3 separate regions of the Homo sapiens genome follow, and all the other regions are linked to region 1. Evidence: read pairs that join two places in POLR2A ChIA-PET (ENCODE). Cell type or tissue: HepG2. All regions are shown on one strand. Links, peaks and the distances in the headings refer to the core of each region. The heading gives the core; the rest is flanking DNA. Region 1 overlaps DUSP14 (dual specificity phosphatase 14). Region 2 overlaps ACACA (acetyl-CoA carboxylase alpha). Region 3 overlaps TADA2A (transcriptional adaptor 2A).

What was found. ChIA-PET counts read pairs that join two places held together with the same protein. Peaks named below come from ENCODE experiments on the same cell type or tissue, not always from the same donor. Only the 100,000 strongest peaks of a DNase experiment are listed, where the experiment ranks them.
Region 2: POLR2A ChIA-PET joins it to region 1 with 8 read pairs; 2 of 35 experiments call an interaction of 5 or more read pairs at or near these places.
Region 3: POLR2A ChIA-PET joins it to region 1 with 7 read pairs; 8 of 35 experiments call an interaction of 5 or more read pairs at or near these places.

What each region holds. Positions count from the first base shown.
Region 1 is chr17:37,498,739-37,506,499 of GRCh38, forward strand. All of the region lies in intron 1 of DUSP14 (dual specificity phosphatase 14), which reads left to right. Among named protein-coding and RNA genes, the nearest start is that of DUSP14, 13 kb to the left of the region's middle. In HepG2, for the core only: no CTCF peak of the experiment used is centred there; a DNase peak (open chromatin) is centred at 3,513; H3K4me3 peaks cover 490 bases.
Region 2 is chr17:37,170,245-37,178,005 of GRCh38, forward strand. All of the region lies in intron 41 of ACACA (acetyl-CoA carboxylase alpha), which reads right to left. Among named protein-coding and RNA genes, the nearest start is that of SNORA90, 71 kb to the right of the region's middle. In HepG2, for the core only: a CTCF peak has its summit at 4,189; a DNase peak (open chromatin) is centred at 4,167.
Region 3 is chr17:37,418,704-37,426,464 of GRCh38, forward strand. TADA2A (transcriptional adaptor 2A) reads left to right here. Exons shown (of 16, transcript NM_001166105.3): 3 at 4,806-4,912. Among named protein-coding and RNA genes, the nearest start is that of TADA2A, 16 kb to the left of the region's middle. In HepG2, for the core only: no CTCF peak of the experiment used is centred there; no DNase peak of the experiment used is centred there.

The DNA.
Region 1 (7,761 bases), core at 1,447-6,446:
AGTACAGGAGATATTTTTTCCACAATATCAGATTACTCTTAATAATATTTTTAGATTCCTTCTAAAAAGGTACTTACTAGAAATGTGAATTCCCAGGCCTTCACTTCCAGAAATTCTGATTAATTAGGTCTGGGGTGGGGTCTAGGAGTCTGCATTCTAACAGGCAGCCCAGGTGATTCTCGTGTAGGACTCCTTGGGAGCACACTTTGAAGAATGCGTCTACTATGCTGTGATGGTTTTATAACTTACTAATTTCAACCAAGGATTGGTGTAGTAGCCCATTCTCACGCTGCTATGAAGAACTGCCTGAGACTGGGTAATTTATAAAGGAAAGAGGTTTAATTGACTCGCTGTTCCACATTGCTGGGGAGGCCTCAGGAAACTTACAGTCAGTGCAGGCAGGGGAAATGCCAGACGCTTATAAAACCATCAGGTCTCATGCAACTCACTCAAAATCACCAGAACAGCATGGGGGAAACCGCCCCCACCTGGTCCTGCCCTTGACACGTGGGGATTATGGGAATTACAATTCAAGGTGAGATTTGAGTGGGGACACAGAGCCTAACCATATCAGTTGGCAAACTTTCTTTTTTTTATTTTTTAAATTTTTTTATTTTAAGAGATGGGGTCTCACTGTTTGGCTCAGTCTGGAGTACAGTGGCATGATCCTGGCTCACTGCAGCCTCGAACTCCTGGGCTCAAGCAATCCTCCTGCCTTGGCCTCCCAAAGTACTGGGATTACAGGTGTGAGCCACCACACCCGACCCTCTAGAAGTGTTTTTGTTTGTTTGTTTGTTTTTTGTTTTTTGAGACAGAGTTTCGCTCTTTCACGCAGGCTGGAGTGAACTGGCGCGATCTCGGCTCACTGCAACCTCCATCCCCCCGGGTTCAAGCGATTCTCCTGCCTCAGCCTCCCGAGTAGCTGGGATTATAGGTGCCCACCACCACACCTGGCTAATTTTTATATTTTTAGTAGAGACGGGGTTTCACCATGTTGGCCGGGCTGGTCTCAAACTCCTGACCTCAGGTGATCCACTCACCTCGGCCTCCCAAAGTGCTAGGATTACAGGCGTGAGCCACCATGCCCAGCCTAGAAATGTTTTACTAATTAGTAATGTAGTCTTCTAAAGGGAACTATTACATTGTCATATTGTGTTTCCAGACAGTATTTTTTCAGTTAAAGCCAAGGGAATAACTTCAGGATCCTCTGCCTTGGGACCCCTCTCGTTCAGCTGAAAACTTCATCCCTCCCTTTGCTGTAGGATGGCACAGACACCCAGTTGCCCTCACAGTGCAGTCGGACTGCTCTCAGCATGGGAGCGGGCATGGCCTTCGCCAGTTGCCTCCATCCCGCTGAAGCAGAAGACTCAGCTGTTTACCTCACCCTGCTCGGAAACTCTAGCGTGGTAATTATAGGTGCCTTTGATTTGTAAAGAAAAATGGGAAATTAATTTATTAGTACATTATAAGTGAAGTTAATTTGGTATAAAATCACTAAAAGATGTGGAATTGGGCCAGGTATATGGTAAGGAAGTCCTCATAGGGTGAAGGTTGAAACTCTCCGCTGGAGCTTTAAGGATTTTGATATGTCTGATGAGACATCAAAGATGATCAAAGGGTGATTATTAACTACTGAGCTGTTAGTCCTGTGAACTTTATTCTAATTTATAAATTCTGTTCTTTATCTTCCCTTAAAGTAGTAATGAGCTTGTAAGGACTGAAATCTTATTTATGAAAAGACCTGCATTTTCTGAGATGTCATGGTCTTGCTTCTCAGAGGGCAGTAGTAACTTTGACAGTTTTGAGGCAAACTCACACCTACCTGGGTTTTATTGCTGATTAGTGATTTTTTTAAGCACTTTGCCTCTAGATGTTCTGAGTTACATAAATAACAGTTTATCATTTAACCAAGCACATATGATTCACATTTAATTTTTACCACTTAGTCCTGGAAGACTTTAAAATGTTATTTATATAAGCCATTGCTCAAATTGGTTTCCAGTTATCATTAAACAAGTTTAAATACAGCTGTGGACTTTTGCGAGCTTTTTATTGGATATTTCACACCCGAAGACCATCTTGTACCACCAACAGTTTAGGATTCTTAGAGATTACTCCCTAGACTGTAGACGTAAAGCACAATCACATCGACCTGACCTTATGTTCCTTAACTCCTTTCTTGCTGCAGTTTCCCGCCCCCTCCCCGCCCCAGCCAGTGAAATGTACATTTTGGTAGACTTTGAATGGATGGATCCATTGTGGTCCAATTGTATGACTGAGCCACAAATAGACAACTCATGGAAGGACGGTTCTGGTCCCAGTGGGGCTACTAATTTTCAATGTAGAGTCTGGGAAAGCTTCTTAACCTCCATTTACCTCTGATTCTCTGGGAACTGCAACAGCAGAATGATACTGATCCGGGAGAGGCTGAGCAGTGCTTACGTGGCTTATGTGGGACAGATGCCCGAACGTGCTGCCACAGGTCAGATGGGGCAGAATGAGGCAGATTTTCACATTGTATTAAGTTAGTTTTTAATGAGTTTAATCTTCAGTTTGCACTTTTCAAAAACTGTGTATACAGATCACCTGGGATCTTGTTAACCTGCTGGAGCCGATTCGGTAGGTCTTGGAATAGAGCCTGCGTTCTGCATTTCTTTCAAGCCTCCAGGTGGTATTGATGCTGCTGGGGCTTGGATCACACTTGCTAAATGGTGAGGGCTGTAGAAAAGGGCTGTATTCTCCATTCCAATGGAGAATAGCCCCCATTCCAAGTCTAAAACAGGAGGCTCTTTTTTTTTTAGATGGAGTTTCTCATCACCCAGGCTGGAGTGCAATGGAGCAATCTCGGCTCACTGCAACCTCCACCTCCTGGGTTCAAGTGATTCTCCTGCCTCAGCCTCCCAAGTAGCTGGGATTACAGGCGCCCACCACCACGCCTGGCTAATTTTCGTATTTTTTAGTAGAGACAGGGTTTTACCATGTTGGCCAGGCTGGTCATGAACTCCTGACCTCAGGCAATCTGCCTGCCTCGGCCTTCCAAAGTGCTGGGATTATAGGCATGAGCCACCGTGCCTGGCCAAGGGGGCTCTTGAAAGGCAAGAATGGGAGGAGAAAAAGCATGGTATACAATCTATAAAACAACTCCCCAAGAAACAACTCAGGTTTTCAGTACTATGGGCTGTTTTTACTTTGCTTTGATCACCAGTTTTTTTGTACCAGTTGTTTCGTTCACTCAATGGTAGTCCATCTCTTACTGTTATTCAGTTGTTTTTATATGTGTATCTTGTGTCATTTCTGTTAGATGATAAAATCCTAGCACAGGGTTATGCCTTATGTTACCTGTATATCCCTGCTCTAGTTACTACTGCTGCATAACACAGCTCTAAAACTCGTTGTAAAATAACTATTTGTTTTGTTTGCTTATCAAACAAAACTTGTTTACAAGTCCCTGTTTTTTTTTTAAGACAGAGACTTGCTCTGTTCCCCAGGCTGGAGTGCAGTGGTGCAATCACAGCTCCCTGCCCCTTTGACCTTCTGGACTCAAGCAATCCTTCTGCCTCTGCCTGCCATGTAGCTGGGACCACAGGTGCACATCACCATGCCCAGCAATTTTTTTTTTTTTTTTTGTAGAGAGAGAGTCTTCTCACATTGCTTCAGTTGGTCTTGAACTCCTGGGCTCAAGCAGTCCTTCCACTTCGGCCTCCTAAAGTGCTGGAATTACAGGCCTGAGCCACTGCCCCTGGCCTAAAATGACTATTTGTATTGTACTCACAGATTCCTGTAGGTCAGGAATTTGGACCTCACTAGTAGGGGCAACTTGCTTTTGCTTCACAATGTCCGAGGCCTTAGGTAGGAGATTCAAAGCCTGGGGGTGACTTGATGGCTGGGAGCTATAATCATAATAAAGTATCTCTACTTACATATCTAGTGGTTGAGCTTGGGTATCAGCTGGGACTCAGTTGGGATGTTAGCTAAACACCCATGGCCTCTCCGTGTGGTAGCTCTGTTGAGCTAGTTTGGGCTTCCTCACAGCATGGCAGCTGGGTTCCAAGGGCAAGTCCTAAGAGAACAAGGTAGCAGTGTGCGACATGTTTGTGCTCTGGCCTCGGAAGCATCATTTCTACTGTATTTTTTTGTTTGTTTGTTGCTTTAAAGACAGCGTCGTTCTGTCGCCTAGGTTGGAGTGCAGTGGCGCCATCGTAGCCCCCTACAACCTTGAACTCCTGAGCTGAAGCGGTCGTCCTGCCTCAGCCTCCCAAAGTGCTGGGATTACAAGCATGAGCTCCACGCCCAGCCTTTAGTGTATTCTTTTGGTTGAAGCCATCACAAAGGTTTCTCAGGGTTCAAATGAGGGGACATCAGCCCCACTGTTGGATGGGAGGAGTGTCAAGATTACACTGTAGGGTCTGGCCACAGTGGCTTATGCCTGTAATCCCAGCACTTTGGGAGGCCGAGGTAGGTAGATTGCTTGAGCCCAGGAGTTTGAGACCAGCGTGGGCAACATGGGGAAACCCTGTCTCTATAAAAAATACAAACATTAGCTAGCCATGGTGGCGCACACCTGTGGTTCCAGCAACGTGAGGAGGCTGAGGTGGGAGGATCACTTGAACCTGGGAGGCGGAAGTGGCAGTGAGCCAAAATCATACCACTGCACTCCAGCCTGGGCTACAGAGGGAGACCCTGTGTCAAAAACAAAACAAAAAACAAGGTTACATTGTAAGAATGTCATGTGAGATGGGAGATGCTGTGGCCATCTCTGGTGAATACATTCTGCAGCAGTTGGAACAACACTCAGCAGGGTGTTGACCGCATTATATAAACTCAGTGAAAGACTGTTGTGTAAATGAGTGGTAGGTAATTTAAGCACCAAGGTGGGTGAGGACCAAATACAAGAATTCAATTCCAGATGTGAACAGATTACCCCATGGTACCAAGATAAATGCAGACCTTCCACCTTTTATAGTTATTGATAGTCTCTTCTTGCTATCTCTACTCTTTCTGTTTCCAACATGGAGAATCTGTGAATTGATCACGTGGAACTGAACTTCTTCAAATCTTTGCATTTGTGTCACGATGCTGGCATGGTTTTTCCTGCTTATCTAGTGTACTGCCCCTCTCCTTCTTGGGCTGTGGCATATCCCAGCAGCTGGCTAGTATCTTACAGTGATGGGGCTGGGCGTGGTGGCCCATGCCTGTAATCCCAGCAGCACTTTGAGAGGCCAAGGTGGGCAGATCACCTGAGGTCAGGAGTTTGAGACCAGCCTGGCCAACATGGTGAAACCCTGTCTCTACTAAAAATACAAAAATTAGCCAGGTGTGGTGGTGTATGCCTGTAATCCCAGCTACTCGGGAGGCTGAGGCAGGAGAATCACTTGAACCCGGGAGGTGGAGGTTGCGGTGAGCCGAGATCTCATCACTGCACTCCAGCCTGAGTGACAGAGCAAGACACCATCTCAAACAAAAACAAAAACCAATGATCGGCTTCTCTTAGCCTCAGCAAATGCAGTGTGAACAGGCGCTGGTCCATCTGCGGACATCGAGATGGCTGGCCTGGTCACACCTACATAGGCAGCTGCTCTGTGGCTGCATGTCACACTGAGGGACTATCTGTGGCTGAACCGGAGTGTGACTCTCAGTCTTTGGCTTTATGTATCTTATGTGTATTTATCCTCATCATATCCTCATCGTGTACATATCCTCATGTATTATCCTATGATATCAGTTAATTAATACAGTGAGAAAAGCAAAAACGATCCCTCCTCCAAAGTAAGTAGAAGATGTTGAGATGTTTTACCACAATTGCTAAAGCTTTCCAGGTGACAGAACAATTTGTGAATATCTTTTACTTCATTTTACTTTAATATGTATATATGAGACAGGGTCACCCTGGCTGGAGTGCTACAATCATGGCTCACTGCAGCCTCGACTTCCCAGACTCAAGTGACCTCCTCATCTCGGCCTCCTGAGTAGCTGGGATTATAGGCGCATGAAACCATGCCCGGCTAATTTTTAAAATTTTTTTTGCAGAGACAGGGTCTCATTACGTTGCCCCGGCTGGTCTTAAACTCTTGGGTTTAAGGAGTCCTCCTGCCGCAGCCTCCCAAAATGCTGTGATTACAGTTGTGAGCCACTGTGCCTGGCTGAAATTTTACTTTTTTGTTTTTATATTTTGCGACAGAGTCTTGCTCTGTTAACCAGGCTGGAGTGCAATGGCACGATCTTGGCTCACTGCAGCCTCCGCCTCCCGGGTTCAAGCGATTCTAGTGCCTCAGCCTCCCAGGTAGCTGGGATTCCAGGTGCACACCACTATGCCTGGCTGATTTTTGTATTTTTAGTAGAGACAGGGTTTCACCATGTTGGCTTAGCTGTTTTTTGAGTTTTGGGGTAGAAATGGGGTTTCACCATGTTGCCCAGGCTGGTCACCAACTCCTGAGCTAAAGTGATACAACCACCTTGGCCTCCCAAAGTGCTAGGATTATCATTTTCATTACTAAATCAGAAATGTGGGCCGGACCTGGTGGCTCACCCCTGTAATCCCAAGATCTCTTGAGCCTGGGAGATCAAGGCTATAGTGACCTAAGATTGTGCCACTGTACTCTAGCCTGGGCAACAGAGTGAGACTCGGTCTCAAAACAAAAAGAACTAGACAGACATTTACTTTATTAGAAGGAGAAAATGTGATTACAAAAGCTTTTTGAATATAAAAAGGTAACAGTGTAGGCCTCTCCAGTATATACTCTGGCCCTCTGAAATTCCTAAAACTGAAAGTATTTTAGTGAGAGCATTTTACACAGTCATCTGAAGCACTGTTGTGGCCATTTTCTGCTGTTGACTGAACATGAAAAGAAAAGCCGTAGATAGAATTTCAGTTAACTGCTGATTCTGGTGGTTGTCATCTTTTTTTTTTTTTTTTTTTTTTAAAGAAAAGTAACCTCCGTGGCATTAGGATGGATGCTGTCTCTGATTAGGCCATGACCCCATGTAGCAATTCTGAGTGTCAGGTACCACTGCTCCAGGTATGGATGCCAGTGCTGACCACAAGGCTACAAGGCTGATGCCCGCATCCCAGGAGCTCTGTGGAGCAGGGAGCAATCAGGTGTTATTAATATTAGTGTATGCATTACTGAGATTAGAGGCCCGCTGGGAAGACACTAATCTTGTATTTTGTTCAGTACTTAGTGTTCGATGCTTATTATCCAAAAAGACCAGCATCGTCTCTGAGAAGATGTTAAGAACAAACCAGACTGGGCTCAGTGGTTCAAGCCTGTAATCCCAGCACTTTGGGAGGCTAAGGCAGGTGGATCACCTGAGGTCAGGAGTTCAAGACCAGTCTGAGCAACATGGCAAAACTCTGTTTCTACTAAAAAATACAAAAAATTAGCTGGGCATGGTGGCATGCACCTGTAATCCCAGCTACTCGGGAGGCTGAGGCAGGAGGGTCATTTGAACCCAGGAGGCGGAGGTTGCAGTGAGCCGAGATAGCGCCATTGCACTCTAGTCTGGGTGACAGAGAGAGACTCCATCTCCCCCCCGCCCCCGTCCCCCTGCAAAAAAGAAAACAAAAAAACCCAAAAAACCCTGGGGTTGGTTTAGGACAGCTCTTCCTTTCTGTCTTTCACTCTACCCTACCCCCATCCCCCAAGCCAGGAAAATATTTTTTCCTCCAAGAAGCACGTGCCATTGCCAGAGCATCTTGGGAAGGCCAAGTTGAACACCATAGACAGTGATGTGGTCATTCTTAAGCATTCTTCCTGGTCATCA
Region 2 (7,761 bases), core at 1,884-6,883, 330 kb before region 1:
AAGTTCTAAGGCAGAACATATTTCTTTGGCTACATTCTGATTCTGGAATGAACAGCTCAAGTGAGGGAGGAGGGGATGGGAAGGAGAAAGCAAGCAGAAGAGAACAGTCTTATTTAACTGTTTTTATGTGGGTAAAATGATTTGTGCCACAGTATTTCCATAAGAAGTGGGACCATTATTTTCCTGTAGAAACACATTTGGTTTGAAAAGTATCACTGGACAGGACGTGAAAATCAAACCAAATGAATTATTCACAACCTCCGATCAGAGGTGATCATTATTTCTGATGCTCCAAACAGTGATTAGGATTCTGCCCTGAGATGTCATTTTCTCGCTGAGTAACACCAGCGATACAGAAAGGCATTATCTATCTATCCATATATGTATTTTTTCTGCTGGGAGGACCTTGGTTTAATGTTACTATAACAGATAGTGAAAACATGATAATATTAACATTTATTCTGATGGTGCCCATAAATGCCATTAGTCTGACACAAAGTGTCAACACTAATCATGACCCAAAATTAACACCAAAATTGACATCAACATTAATTGTACTATCAATGTGAATAGAATGTGCAAGCACACACAGGCACTTCCCAAAGCTGCTGTTGTTACTACAAAATAAAACAACAATATTAAGCTCAACAAAGAAATTTGCAGGAAAAGCTAAGGGCAAAACATGCCAGGATTTTGTTTTTTAAGGGTGAAAGACATATCCATCAACTCTAGCTATGCTGTGGGAAGCAGAAAGAGAATATCTTTGCCACAGCTGCCTTTCTTACATCTCCACACTTTGACTTGAGCTCTAACAATACCTTTCCATACAGATTTAAATACAGGTTAGGCTGTGGCTGAGATGTTGAAGCTGTATTCGTTATATTCATGCTAAAAGCCTTGCTATATTCATGCTAAAATGATCTTGAGTTTTTTTTGGAAGAGTCTGTAAAACCTATTGTTCTAATTCTGCTAATGCCAGGAAGATGACTACCCTGCAAGGCCCTTGAGCAGCAATACAAAGAATCCAAGCATGTTAGCGCTAACCCAGACTTGGGCATCATCTGCATCATAAAGATGAGAAAACTAAGATCCAGAGAGCAGGAATCTGAACTTGAGTCCCTTCTCAGATATATAACAAAATGTTACCTCTTTCCCCCTTTTGTATCTTGTATCCAAGCATGAAAAAAAGAGTTTTTCAGCTCTTAAGAAAATTATTTTGAGCTCCTTCACATGATCACAGAACACTAAATAATAGAACATTGATATCTGGCAAATAATACAATATGGAAAGGCATTGACATATTTTTCAGCATGGCTTTTCCAAATGGCACAAATTAAGTCAAATATTGTATTTTAAGCCTTATGGCTTACTTCAAAAATGGCTGAACAAACTCACCTCAACCTCTCTAAACAGCGATAAAAGGGTAAGAAAAATATAACTTAGAGCAAAAAATTTTCATCCCAGAGGTAATTCTTTGAAAATGTTATCAAAGATTAGAAATAACAATTTTGAACAGGGAAATTATTTCTCCCTGTAACATTTATATACATGAAACCACAGTAATTTTACACATGTACACACAGTAATTTAATAAGCATAGGAATTATTTTTTAACAAACATGCAGTGGAGCACATAGAAGCCAGCGGTATTTGAGAAATGGGGCCCAGGATTAATTGGTTGGTATGGAAATTAACCAAGTTGGCCTACTATAGTCCCAGAAGCCTTGTCCATTAATCATACGAATGAGTGCTGAACTCTGGTGCCCCCCGCTACTCCTCATTCTCTGGTGTCATCTGTTGCTGTCCTGATGTTCATTATTGCCTCTGGTTGGAGCTGTAAAGTTTCTTGACATAGGGTACTATGTCACATTCTTTTTCAGTAAAATCTTACAACTTAAGACAGGTATAAATATGCTGGCAAGTACATTCTTTTGTTTGAAGGCTATCTCTAGACTTATTTTTGAAAGAAACTGAGGAGCCCTCCACAAGTACTACTTTAGTGAGCCAGTGGATGCATTAGGATTTTCAAAGTCAATCAAGGTTACTGAGCCTCATTTTGCTATCAAAAAAATGAGTAAAAACTACTCAACCTGATGAGAAATCTCCAACACCAATAATAGTCATTCAGAAGGAATTCTGAGAAAAGTATATACATCCCAAAAGAACAGTGTCAGAAATTCATTAGAAGTAATTCCATGGTAGGAAGACTTATTTTTCAAAATTAGCCTCCATATTTTTCTAATGAGGGATCCAAGTTTGGTTTGGAAGATCATTTTAGACAAAGACTTGCAGCCAAATATACTTACTTAGAATGGGAATAAAAGAACAAAAACATAGAATTAACATAAAATTATCTTACCATATATGCCATAATATATCTTTCTCTATACTTAATCTCAAGGATTCAAAATTGATTTTTCAAAGCCTTGATGAAAAATAAGGCAAGCACAAATTATGAATACTTATGTATAATCATAATCATTTATGGATAATCATAATTATACATAATCATATGTATTTGACCCTTTTCTGCTGAGGATCCCAAAGCACTTATAAACATTCTCCTATCTTTAGGGACAGATTAATGGCAAAGACCCTTTTTATAAGTTGAACAATCAATGCATAGACCATGGTCCTGTTTTACAGACCCGCTTCGCTTAGGTCTATTTCAGAACTCACCTTCAGCATAGTACAATTTAAATATGCCTCTTTTCTAACACATATCTAAAAGACTGACACTGACTCAATTTCTATACACAGCATGAAAAGGCAAACTGATTTCAAAAGAATGAAACAAAAGCAAGGTAAAGTACATCCAAATTAGCATCACATTCATGGAGCTATTTTGAGGTTAAATTGAGTAAAACAATTTAAAAAATCTAATGTTAAATATTTGGGTCCTGTGTTCATGAGAAATGGCCTACCCTTTTCTCACCACCAAAACCCGTAAGCATATACACACTCTCTACAGGCAGAGTTTTAGAACATAATGCTTTCCACTAGAATCTGAGTCCAGGATAACCCAAGCAATTCCTTTGAGGGTATGGAAAATGTCAACCAAGTGAATTAAGACAGAGGGTTATGGTGGTTTTTCTAAAATAAGAGGTCCTTTGGGTTAAGAGGTCCAGCCTAAGAACTGTCAAAATGGATCTACTAATTAATTTCTTCTAATCTTTTAGGCTTATATAAGCTTACCAACTTCCTTTCCCTACCAACTCCTAAATTGTTTTTTTGATACTCAAATTAGAGATTCAAAGGATTATAGTAACATGTAAGTGAGGAGCCCAGTCAAAATGGTAAGATTTGTTTAAGCTGGTCAGTAGATGCAGGGGTATTTGTCATATCACTGTGTATTTTTTTATATGTTTAAAATAAAAAAATTAATGAGATGCTATACTTTGGGAGACATAGGATATCAGTACATTGCCAACAATTAAAACAATAATTAAATATGGGTATTAGTTGGGCTAGCAGTTCTAAAACTGAACCCCTAATCCCCACTGTCCCTACCATTTCACCCCTGAGAACATAAAGCAGGACTAAAACCAAAATACCAGTCATGATGGCAGCTAGTCTTTTTTTTTTTCAGCCAGAGTCTCACTCTGTCGCCCAGGCTGGAGTGCAGTCGTGCGATCTTGGCTCGCTGCATCCTCCACCTCCTGGGCTCAAGAGATTCCTGTGCCTCAGTCTCCTGAGTAGCTGGGATTACAGGCGCCTGCCAACACGCCTGGCTAATTTATATATATATATATATATATATATATATATATATATATTTTTTTTTTTTTTTTTTTTTGTAGCGATAGGGTTTTGCCATGTTGGCCAGGCTGGTCTCAAACTCCTGGCGTCAAGTGATCCGCCGACCTTGGTCTCCCAAAGTGTTGGGATTACAGGCATGCGCCACCGCGCCTGGCTGTCAGCTAGTCTTTAAACTTTAATTTACACTACTTTATTTCCTCTTCAATCATCCTCTTCTTTAAAAAAAAAAAATAGATCCCTAATGCAAGGTTCAAAGGATCTTCAACCAAAGAGTTAAAATTGCAATTGCTTATTGCAGGAACACTAGGTAAAGGCTACTATACCAACTGAAAAAAGAAGGACACCAGTGAATCTGCCTCAACAAACAAGGCCACTCACAAGGCTCATGTGAATGCTAAGCTGCTGAGAAGGAAAAACCCTGACACCTAGCGCCCATCTGAAAAAATGAAGGCTCAGAGCTACCACAATTCTTAAGAGTGGTAGTGTGTGTAGAGGTGACCATCAAATTGCATTCAATTTTTTTTTCTTTTTCTTTTTCTTTTTTTTTGAGACGGAGTCTCACTCTGTAACCAGGCTTGAGTGCAGTGGCGCGATCTCGGCTCACTGCAACCTCTGCCTCCCGGGTTCAAGCGATTCTCCTGCCTCAGCCTGCCAAGTAGCTGGGACTACAGGCACCCGCCACCACGCCTGGCTAATTTTTGTATTTTTAGTAGAGACAGGGTTTCACCATGTGGGCCAGGATGGTCTCGATCTCTTGACCTCATGATCTGCCCGCCTCAGCCTCCCAAAGTGCTGGGATTACAGGTATAAGCCACCACGCCTGGCCCCAGTTGCATTCAATTTTCAATATACTTTCCTCCCAGAAAAACTTTTATACCAAGAATTCCAGTCTCTGAATACCAACCCCTTTTTTGGATATACATCTTGTACCTAATTATTATAACTGCTTCCAAATACAACATCGCAACATCGTCTTCTCATCTCAGTTTCTCATTATGACAGGCATGATGAGACAGAATGTTAAAAAGCTGCCCATGTTCTGATATGGTAAGAAAAACAGGGTCCTAATTTCTACTAGCACTAAAGTTACTATGGTAGTTGACTCTCTAACATATCTTTCAGCATTGCCCACTTTAGAGATTACTGGTCTAGTTCGCAGAGCTGATAAAAAGAAATAAAATAAAAGAATGCTAGTAACTTATTTCAGAATAAACAAGAGCATAGTCTCAAGAAGGCTAGGATTTTCTTTGTCCTACCAGGCAAAGTTAAGTTGTTCTCTGTCAAGTCCGTTACAGCCCTTGGCTTGATCTTAGCCTGAGCTTTTTAATAACAGGATTTAGTGCGAAAAGCAGCTGTACTGGATTGCGAACTGTTACTCAAAATGTCCCCACCTGCAATTATAGCTTCCACCAAAAGATCAAAACAGGTTAGTAAACTGGCAGGAAAATGAAAACAATTCCTCCAAAATTGAGAAGTGGTAAAGCAGAACTGTTGGATAGCTGCATTTCTTCTGTATCCAGGCTCAACAGCACACATTCATCTAGCTGTGTATTTACATACAGTGCCCATCACTGTACCAACACAGCAGCTAGAAATGAGATCCGTTTAGTCTATGCTGCAATCACATTTTCCTCAATTTTCATCTTTACTTGAAACTATTAAGAAAAATCTTGGACAACTCATCTTTGGAGCTATCTGCAAGTAACGTAGTTCACAGATTTAGTCTACATCTTTTTTATTCCTACTCTAAAGTCATACTAAATGTAATGCCATTCAAATATGACAATGAGAAAAATGTGTTCTCCTATACCTTTCATCATGCATTAGGTGGTACTCCTTTAGTTACATCTTTCTTTATGGGGAAGGGACAACTAGGAAAATAGAAAGGAGACAGTAGCTAATACAGCATCAGAAAAGCTCTGTCTCCTGCTCTAAACACAGGCATAAATGTTCAAAATGCAGGTCACATCTCTACTGAAACAGCCAATATTCCTCCTCAAATGGCAAAGAAGTTACCTAAAACTAAATGGAACTGAATTGGTCCAAGTCCTGGTCCCATCACCTTTTTACCTATTTACTGTCCTGGAAAAAAAAATTAGAAAGACTGGCCACCCATACAGCCAATGGTCTGATAAGTGCAGGTTTTCTGCCTTCGATCATGGAGAAAAGCACCTCAATTCATGGGAAAACTCTGAAGGAATCTCTCATTTTACCCTTACTCCTTACATCCATGTGCTAGTTTTCAAACTCAGAAACTCCAATCCTTGAAGGTAATGCAATACCACCCACAATGATGACCTGGTAGAGCCGTCACTTTTGGAGAACACCACATTATGATGATTTAATGTCTACATAGCACCAATGCATTTACATTGAGCCTTGGCTTTCAGAACATTAACAGGTCAATTTTTTATTCTTTTGTAATAAAACTATTTCTCAAGGCTCTGTCCAGATGCCCATTCTCTTTGGGACAGGACAGATTTACTCCAAATCTCATCAGCATGAGCTCTGTTCATTCCCTTCACATCATTCTTGGGGTAATATGTAGAGTGCCAGGCTCATGACAAACTTGCTCTTTGGCCAAAGAAAATTAAACCGCAATAGCTGAAAGTCAACTTGCCCTGATAAAACTGGGCTCAGCACGAGGAAATACATCCTACTGACACTTTGTCATCTCTTAGGCACAGCTGTCCCTCAGAGTTCTGACTGCTGAAACTCCATCCTTAGATTGGTCAGTCTCTCAGTGGACATGCTCCATTGTATGTTCAAGCTATTGGTAGCAGAGTTTGATACTAACACCCCAACCTCATTCCTGTTGTGCAGTGCCCTATAATCTAGCTAAGGCCAATGACTGACTTCACCAGCCATCCTGGGCATTAGTCACTAACTGCTCACAAAAGAACATCAGTCTAACTCCTCCCAAGCTCAAAGGCTCAGAAACAGCAAGCTAACACTCAGCCTCAATCCTAGTCAATCATTTGAAAAGAAAAACAGAACAAAGAAAATAGGCAACTAAGGAGGGAAAACTGTAGAACAAGAAGAAAGTGAGAACTGACAAAAACTCAAAATCTTTTGAAGAAATACTATTCACTTTCTGGTTTCAAAACTATTAAAGCACTGGACAAAGGAAAACATGTGGCTCCTATACTAGATCTACTACTAGTCATAGCTATAGTCCTATGCAACTGTTTAAGACATATCTTTTCCACTAAGGTTTGTTAGGTCTTAAAGGGGTTAAAAAAAACCTTTAATTTTTAAAAAATTCGTGTGTGTGTGTGTGTGTGTGTGTGTGTGTGTGGTCTTTGGGTACAGAGGCCCGTATAATAAGACTATTTGTATTCATACTGGCAGAGTAAACACTACATGTTCATGCCCAGGCAGCTCTGTGCTTGTAATTTCAGCAAGAACAGAGCTCTGTCCCTCTGGGACTTCACTATTCCCTGAGTCTCCATTCGCTCAAACACAGAATGAGGGCAGAAAGAAAGCAGGAAAGAAAGATCATGGCAAGGGGTTTCACACAGCACTGCAGCTAGCTTTCACGTGGCCAAAAATCTCATTTTGTGTTTTAATTACATTAGTTAAAACCATTTTGCTCTCAGCCCCATGTTCACAAGGGTGCCTTCCATTCCTGAAGACTACACTGTTCAATGAATCAGAATTTAAGTCTAGCACAATGAAGCTTTTCTTTGCTGCTGAGGGGCTCACTAGGCAGATGCTACATACAGTGGCAGAAACCTCTGTTTCAACTTCGTGTGCTGATGAGTATATATCTATGCTTGTCAAAATGTTTTGCATCCTTCCACCCCAGTCCTCTTGACTTTGCTATTTGTTGAGACTCCTACAAGTCTGATACTCTCCATCTGGTCCAATGCTTGCATCCATCTTGATACCAAATCATCTACTGTTGGCATCCACTGGCATATTACTGAAATAGCCACACACCTTGTATATATAGTGAAATTTTTTGAAAAAGATTGAGCAAAATAGAAACAAACTGCTTA
Region 3 (7,761 bases), core at 1,721-6,720, 80 kb before region 1:
GCCTCAGCCTCCTGAGTAGCTGGGATTAGGCGCCCACCACCACATCCAGCTAATTTTTTATTTTTAGTAGAGGTGGGGTTTCACCATGTTGGCCAGTCTGGTCTTAAACCCCTAACCTCTAGTGAGCCACCCGGCTCAGCCTCCCAAAGTGCTGGGATTACAGGTATGAGCCACCGTGCCTGGCTATTTTTTCTTTTTATTATTTTTGGTAGAAGCAGGGTCTTGCAGTATTGCCCAGGGTGGTCTTGACTTCCTAAGCTGAAGCGATCATCCTGCCTTTTCCTCCCAAAGTGCTGGGGTTACAGGCATGACCCACAGAGCCCAGCCTCTACTTTTGTTGAATATATGTACTATATTATATAGAAGAAAGGTTGGAAAAATATTTTTCAAAATGCTAATTGTGGATGACATACTTTACAGTTTTATTTTAGTCTGGAATGTTAAGAACTTACTTTTACAAAGTAATTGCTTTTTTTTTTCTTTTTGAGAGAGGGTCTTGCTTTCTTACCCAGGCTGGAGTGCAGTGGCATGCTCAAGGCTTACTGCAGACTCGATCTCAGCTCAAGTGATCCTCCTACTTCAGGCCTCCGTATAGCTGGGACCACCAAGCATGCACCACTGCACCTGCCTAATTTTGTGGGGTTTTTTTTTGTAGAGACATGGTTTCACCATGTTCCCCAGGCTGGTCTCGAACTCCTGAGCTCAAGTGATCCACCCACCTTGGTCTCCCAGAGTGCTGGAATTACGTGCATGAGCCACCGTGGCCCGTGCAGTAATTGCTTCTTGACATAAGGATTTAAAAAATCACTTTGGGCCTGCAATCCTAGCACTTTGGGAGGCTACGCCAGGTAGATTGCTTGAATCCAGGAGTTCAAGACCAGCCTGGGCAACATGGGAAAACCCCCCCTCTACTAAAAGTACAAAATTTAGCTGGGTGTAGTGCACATACATGTAATCCCAGCTACTTGGGAGGCTGAGGCATGAGAATTGCTTGAACGTGGGAGGCAGAGGTTTCAGTGAGCTGAGATCAAGCCATTGCACTGCAGCCTGGGTAACCAGAGTGAGACACTGTCTCAAAAAAAAAAAAAAGACCACTTTTCAGGAGTTCGAGACCAGCCTGGCCAATATGGTGAAACCCTGTCTCTACTAAAAATATAAAAAATTAGCCAGTCGTGGTGGTGTGCACTTGTAGTCCCAGCTACTCGGGAGGCTGAGGGAGAAGAATCGCCTGAATCCAGGAGGTGGAGCTTGCAGTGAGCTGAGATCGCGCCACTGCACTTCAGCCTGGGCGACAGAGCAAGACTCCGTCTCAAAAAAAAAAACTACTTTGCTCAGTGGCTGATGCCTTTTTTAAAAATAGGATAGTTGGAGGAAAGAGAGAAGCAAGCTTATATCTAACAGGAAGTGAGGAAGAGGGTAACTTGGTAGAAGTTGGCACCTGTCACTTAATATACAATAATTTTTGGCTCAGCGCAGTGGCTCACTCCTGTAATCACAGTACTTTGGGAGGCTGGGGCAGAAGGATCACTTGAGGCTGGAAGTTTGAGACCAGCCTGAGCAACATAGCAAGATTTGTTCTTCTGCATTAAAATTTAAAATGGGGGAAATGGAGTAGCTGCGCAGTTTCATATATTGAATTTGAAGCTACTGCCAGGAGTACATTTTTTTCTTTCATCATTTTCTTCTGTGTCTTTTTTTTTTTTTTTGAGATGGAGTTTCGCTCTTGTCACCCAGGCTGGAGTGCAATGGCACGATCTCAGCTTACTGCAACCTCTGCCTCCCGGGTTCAAACAATTCTCCTGCCTCAGCCTCCTGAGTAGCTGAGATTACAGGTGCCCACCACCACACCTGGCTAATTTTTGTATTTTTAGTGGAGATGGGGTTTCGCCATGCTGGTCAGGTTAGTCTTGAACTCCTGAGCTCAAGTGATCAACCCGCCTCAGCCTCCCAAAGTGCTGGGATTATAGGTTTGAGCCACCGTGCCTACTCTCTCTATCTTCTTAAAAACAAATAAAGAGAACAGTGATCTTCACTTGGAAGAGGGAAAGGTACCTTGAAGAACATTTCTTGGACTTTAGGGAGGCAAATACTGTTACAGAATGTGAGAAATCCTGTTCCAGGCTGAACAAATTAAATTCCTTCATCTACCTTCAAAGCTTTTCTTCTCTTAGATTCTTGTGATTGATCATAGAGAACAATTTTGCTAGGTTGCCGTGACTCCAGAGGCCGAATTTGGGGCAACCAGGGACACATATATCTGCATTTTTATGAGTTTTGAGAGTTTGGATTGTACTCCTTGTCTTCATAGTTTGGAGACATACCACTGTCATTGGAGTAGAAGATCTGCTGTGTTATGTACTTACCATGGGAGAAAGGGAGGAAGCTTCCTGGGTTTCAATTCCCACTCAGAGCCAGGTGTGGTGGCTCATGCCTATAATTCCACCACTTTGGGAAGCTGAGGCAGGAGGACTTCTTAAGACCAGTGTGGGCAACACAGTGAGACCCTGTCTCTACAAAAAGTAAAAATTTAGCCAGGCGCAGTGGTGCAAGTCTGTCCCTCCTCTTGGGAGGCTGAGGTGGGAGGAACACCTGAGCCTGGGGAGATTGAAGCCACAGTGAGCCATGATCTCACCACTGCACTCCAGCCTGGGCAACAGTCTAAGACCCTGTCTCAAGAAGACTCTGTCTCAAGAAGACCCTGTCTCAAGAAAAAAAAGAAAAATCCGAACTCAAATATAAAATAGTATATTCCAAAATATGTATTTAGAAGAGACATGTATTTAGAGGCTAGCTGAGTGTGATGGCTCATACCTGTAATCCCAACACTTTAGGAAGCTGAGGCAGCTCAAATTCCTGGAACCGTTTGAGCCCAGGAATTCAAGACCAGCCTAGGCAACATAGTGAAACTCTTGTCTCTACAGAAAATAAATTTTAAAAAAGTACCCGGGTGTGGTGGCTTGTGCCTGTAGTCCCTGCTAGTTAGGAGGCTGAGGTGGGAGGCTCATTTGAGCCTGGGAGGTTGAGGCTGCATTGAGGCATGATCGTGCAACCACACTTCAGCCTAGGTGACAGAGTGAGACCCTATCTCAAAAAAAAAAGGAGTTTTCTCTTATTTGCCCCAACTTTTTATAGAAAAGTCAAAAGAACAGTACAATGATGATGATGTGTTTTTTTATTTTTTTATTTTTTTTTGGAGACGGAGTCTCTCTCTGTTGCCCAGACTGGAGTGCAGTGGCGTGATCTCGGATCACTGCAACCTCCGCCTCCCGGGTTCAAGCAGTTCTTCTGCCTCAGCCTCCTGTGTAGCTGGGACTACAGATGCATACCGCCATGCTTGGCTAATTTTTTTGTTTTTTTTTTGAGACAGAGTAAGACTCTGTCGCCCAGGCTGGAGTGCAGCGGCGCGATCTCGGCTCACTGCAACCTGTGCCTTCTGGGTTCAAGTGATTCCTCTGCCTCAGCCTCCTGAGTAGCTGGGATTACAGGTGTGCACCACCACACCTGGCTAATTTTTGTGTTTTTAGTAGAGATGGGGTTTCACCATCTTGGCCAGGCTGGTCTTGAACTCCTCACCTCATGATCCACCCGCCTCGGCCCCCCAAAGTGCTGGGATTACAGGCATGAGCCACCGTGCCCAGCCAATTTTTTTGTAGTTTTAGTAGAGACAGGGTTTCACTGTGTTGCCCAGGCTGGTCTCAAACTCCTAAGAGCAGGCAATCTGCCTGCCTCAGCCTCCCAAAGTGCTGGGATTACAGGCGTGAGCCACCATGCCCAGCTGATTATTATTATTATTATTATTATTATTATTATTATTATTATTTGAGGCAGGGTCTAGCTCTGTCGCCCAGGCTGGAGTGCAGTGGCACAATCTTGGCTCACGGCAACCTTTGCCTTCCGGGTTCAAGTGATTCTGTGCCTCAACTTCCCAAGTAGCTGGGATTATAGGCTGCGCCCCCATCCCTGGCTGTTTGTATTTTTAGTAGAGACAGGGTTTCGCCAGGTTGGCAAGGCTGGTCTCAAACTTCTGGCCTCAGGTAATGCACCCACCTTGGCCTCCCAAAGTGCTGGAATTACAGGGTAAGCTAATGTGGCCGGCCTACAGTGATTATTTATATGCTTGCTACCTAGATTCAGCAATTGTTAACATTTTGTCAGATTTTCTTTATATTGTATGTGCAGGTATGTGTCCATTTTATGCTCCTGGAAAAATAAGTTTGGGATATTATGAAACTTCCAGTTAAAAATGTGTTTGTGACTGGGCATGGTAGCTCATACCTGTAATTCCAGAGCTTTGAGAGGCCAAGGCAGGAACATTCTTTGAACCTAAAAGTTCAAGACCAGCCTGGGCAACATGGTGAGACATCGTCTCTACAAAAAATTAACCAGGTGTGGTGGCATGTGCCTGTAGTCCTAACTACTTGGGAGGCTGAGGCAGGAGGATTGCTTAAGCCCAGGAGTTTCAGGTTACAGTGAGCTATTGTCAAGCCACTGCACTCCAGCCTGGGTGGCAGAGCAAGACCCTGTCTCTAAAAATATATAAATAAATCAACAAACAAACATATGCTTGTAAATTTCTCTGCAGGGTTCATATCTACGTAAATGCTGTGTGAAAGGGAACAATGCTGCCCTGAAGTTAAAAGGATCATAATTTTTGCTTTTTTTTATTTGTAATGAGCTCATCTTGTCTCCATGAACTTTTCAGCTTAGCTCACTACTTGTGTGGTCATTTGGGGATTTTCACCTTTTTGCACTTAAGATAACCGTAAGGTGGTCTGAAATGTGCATTTGTTTTCTGTTTGTTCTAGATGATCCCTCTGATAAGCCACCTTGCCGAGGCTGCTCCTCCTACCTCATGGAGCCTTATATCAAGTGTGCTGAATGTGGGCCACCTCCTTTTTTCCTCTGCTTGCAGGTAACTCACTAATGCTGGCTTCTCCTAGCCTAGTTTTATGCTATTTTTTATGATGTAATATTTCGGAGATTACTGTCAACTGCTAAGGAGATCTATGTCTTATTAAATCTATTCCTTCCAATTTTTCTTTTTCTTTCTTTTTTTTTTTTTTTGAGATGGAGTCTCACTCAGTCGCCCAGGCTGGAGTACAGTGGTGTCATCTCTGCTAACTGCAATCTCCACCTCTTAGGTTCAAGCGATTCTCCTGCCTCAGCCTCCTGAGTAGCTGAGATTACAGGCACACACCATTATGCCCAGCTGATTTTTGTATTTTTAGTAGAGACGGGGTTTCACCATGTTGGTCAGGGTGGTTTTGAATTCCTAACCTCATGATCCATCTGCCTCAGCCTCCCAAAGTTCTGGGATTACAGGCGTGAGCCACCGCACCCGGCCCCAATTTTTCATTATACGTTTTACCAGTGAAAAGTTGAGAAACAGAGCAGTTAGATGAGACAGACTGTTGATTAGTCCACATCTGTGTTTAAACCTAATACTTGGCCGGGCACAGTGGCTCATGCCTGTAGTCCTAGCACTTTTGGAGGCTGAGGCAGGTGGATCCCCTGAGGTCAAGAGTTCAAGACCAGCCCGGTCAACATGGTTCAACATGGTGAAATCCCATCTCCACAAAAATAAAAAAAAATTAGCTGGGCATGATGGCGGGTGCCTGTAATCCCAGCTACTTGGGAGGCTGAGGCAGGAGAATCTTTTTTTTTTTTTTGAGACGAAGTCTCGCTGTGTCACCAGGCTGGAGTGTAGTGGCACAATCTTGGCTCCCTGCAACCTCTGCCTCCCGGGTTCAAGTGATTCTCTTGCCTCGCAGATTGCACTCCAGCCTGGGCGACAGAGCAAGACTCTGTATCAAAAAACAAACAAAACCCTAATAGTTAACACTGTTTTTTTTGTTGTTGTTGTTTTGTTGAGACGGGAGTTTCGCTATTGTTTTCCAGGCTGGAGTGCAATGGTGTGATCTTGGCTCACCGCAACCTCTGCCTCCCGGGTTCAAGCGATTCTCCTGCCTCAGCCTCCTGAGTAGCTGGGATTACAGGCATGCGCCACCACACCCGGCTAATTTTGTATTTTTAGTATAGACAGGGTTTCTCCACGTTGGTCAGGCTGGTCTTGAACTCCAGACCTCAGGTGATCTGCCTGCCTCGGTCTCCCAAAGTGCTGGGATTACAGGGCGTGAGCCACCGTGCCCAGCTATTTTTTCTTTTTTTTCTTTTCCACGACAGAGTCTTGCTCTATCACCCAGGCTGGAGTGCAGTGGCGTGATCTCGGTTCACTGCAAGCTGTGCCTCTCGGGTTCAAGGGATTCTCCTGCTTCAAGGGATTCTCCTGCTTCAACCTCCCGAGTAGCTGTGGTTACAGGTGCATGCCACCATTCCCAGCTAATTTTTTATATTTTTGGTAGAGATGGGGTTTTCTCATGTTGGCCATGCTGGTCTCAAACTCCTGACCTCAAGTGATCCTCCTGCCTCAGCCCCCAAAGTGCTGGGATTACAGGCGTGAGCTACCACGCCCGGCCATAACACTGTTTTTTTAAGTTAATTTAAAGTATTGAAATTACAGGAAACATAACTGGAAGATTATTCCTTTTGATGACACTGTTTATTGTCTTGTTGAAGACTGATCTCTGTACAGATGACAAGGGAAGAAACAATTTTTGTGGGTGATAATGGTAATAATAATACTAATTATAAGTACTTGCTCTGTCCCAGGCACCACTTTGAGTACTTTACATGAATTAACCCTTAAATCATCACTGTAATCCTATGAAGTACCTATGATTAGTATCCCCATTTTATAGATGAAGAAATTTAGGCTAAGAGAGGTTAAGTAACTTGTTCAGGGTCACACAGCAAATACCATATTTTATCAGATCTAAGACACCATTGATTATAAGAAGCACCTCAATTTCAGAAATGTTAAAATGTAAAACTGGCTGATGAAAGTTGTGATGTACTTTCGATTATAAGATGAATCTTGATTTCAGAGAGTTTTTTTATTTTTTTGAGACAGGGTTTCACTGTGTCCTCTAGGCTGGAGTGCAGTGGCATGATCATGGCTCAATGCCACCTCTATCTTCCAGGCTTAAGTGATCCTTCTACCTCAGCTTCCCAAGTATCTGGGACTACATGCTTGTGCCACCATGTCCAGCTAATTTTTTTTTTTTTTTTTTTTCTGTGGAGAAAGGGTCTCGCCTTGTTGCTCAGGCTGGTCTGGAACTCTTGAGCTCAAGCAATCCTATCACCTCAGCCTCCCAGAATGCTAGGATTACTCCAGGCCTACTTCAGGGACTTTTTATTTTTCTTTAAAAAAAAATAAAGAATTTTTTTTAGAGATGGGGTCTTGCTCTGCTGTTCAGCCTGGAGTGCAGTGGTATAATCATAGCTCACTGCAGCCTCGACCTCCTGGGCTCAATGATCCTCCTCCCTCAGCCTGCCCTGAGTAACTAGGTCTATGGGCACAAGCCACAATGCCCAGCCCAGAGTTTAAAATATGAAACAATATTTATCTTAGAATGGCTGAAATACGGTTTCAGAGCCAGGATTCAAATTTAGGCTATATGATTGTGATTCCAGGGCATATGCTCTCCTCAAAGAGTTGTCTTAGAAAAAAGTATTTTTTTCAGACTTGTTTTTTCTCCATGAGGGCCACTGAAAAGCTGTGATCATGATTCCACCATTCTATTGCAGCTGCAGACAAGATTAAATGAATCCTTAAAAAATTGTTGTCCGGGCTCGGTGGCTCACGCCTGTAATCCCAGCACTTTGGGAGGCCAAGAAAGGTGAATCACAAGATCAGGAGTT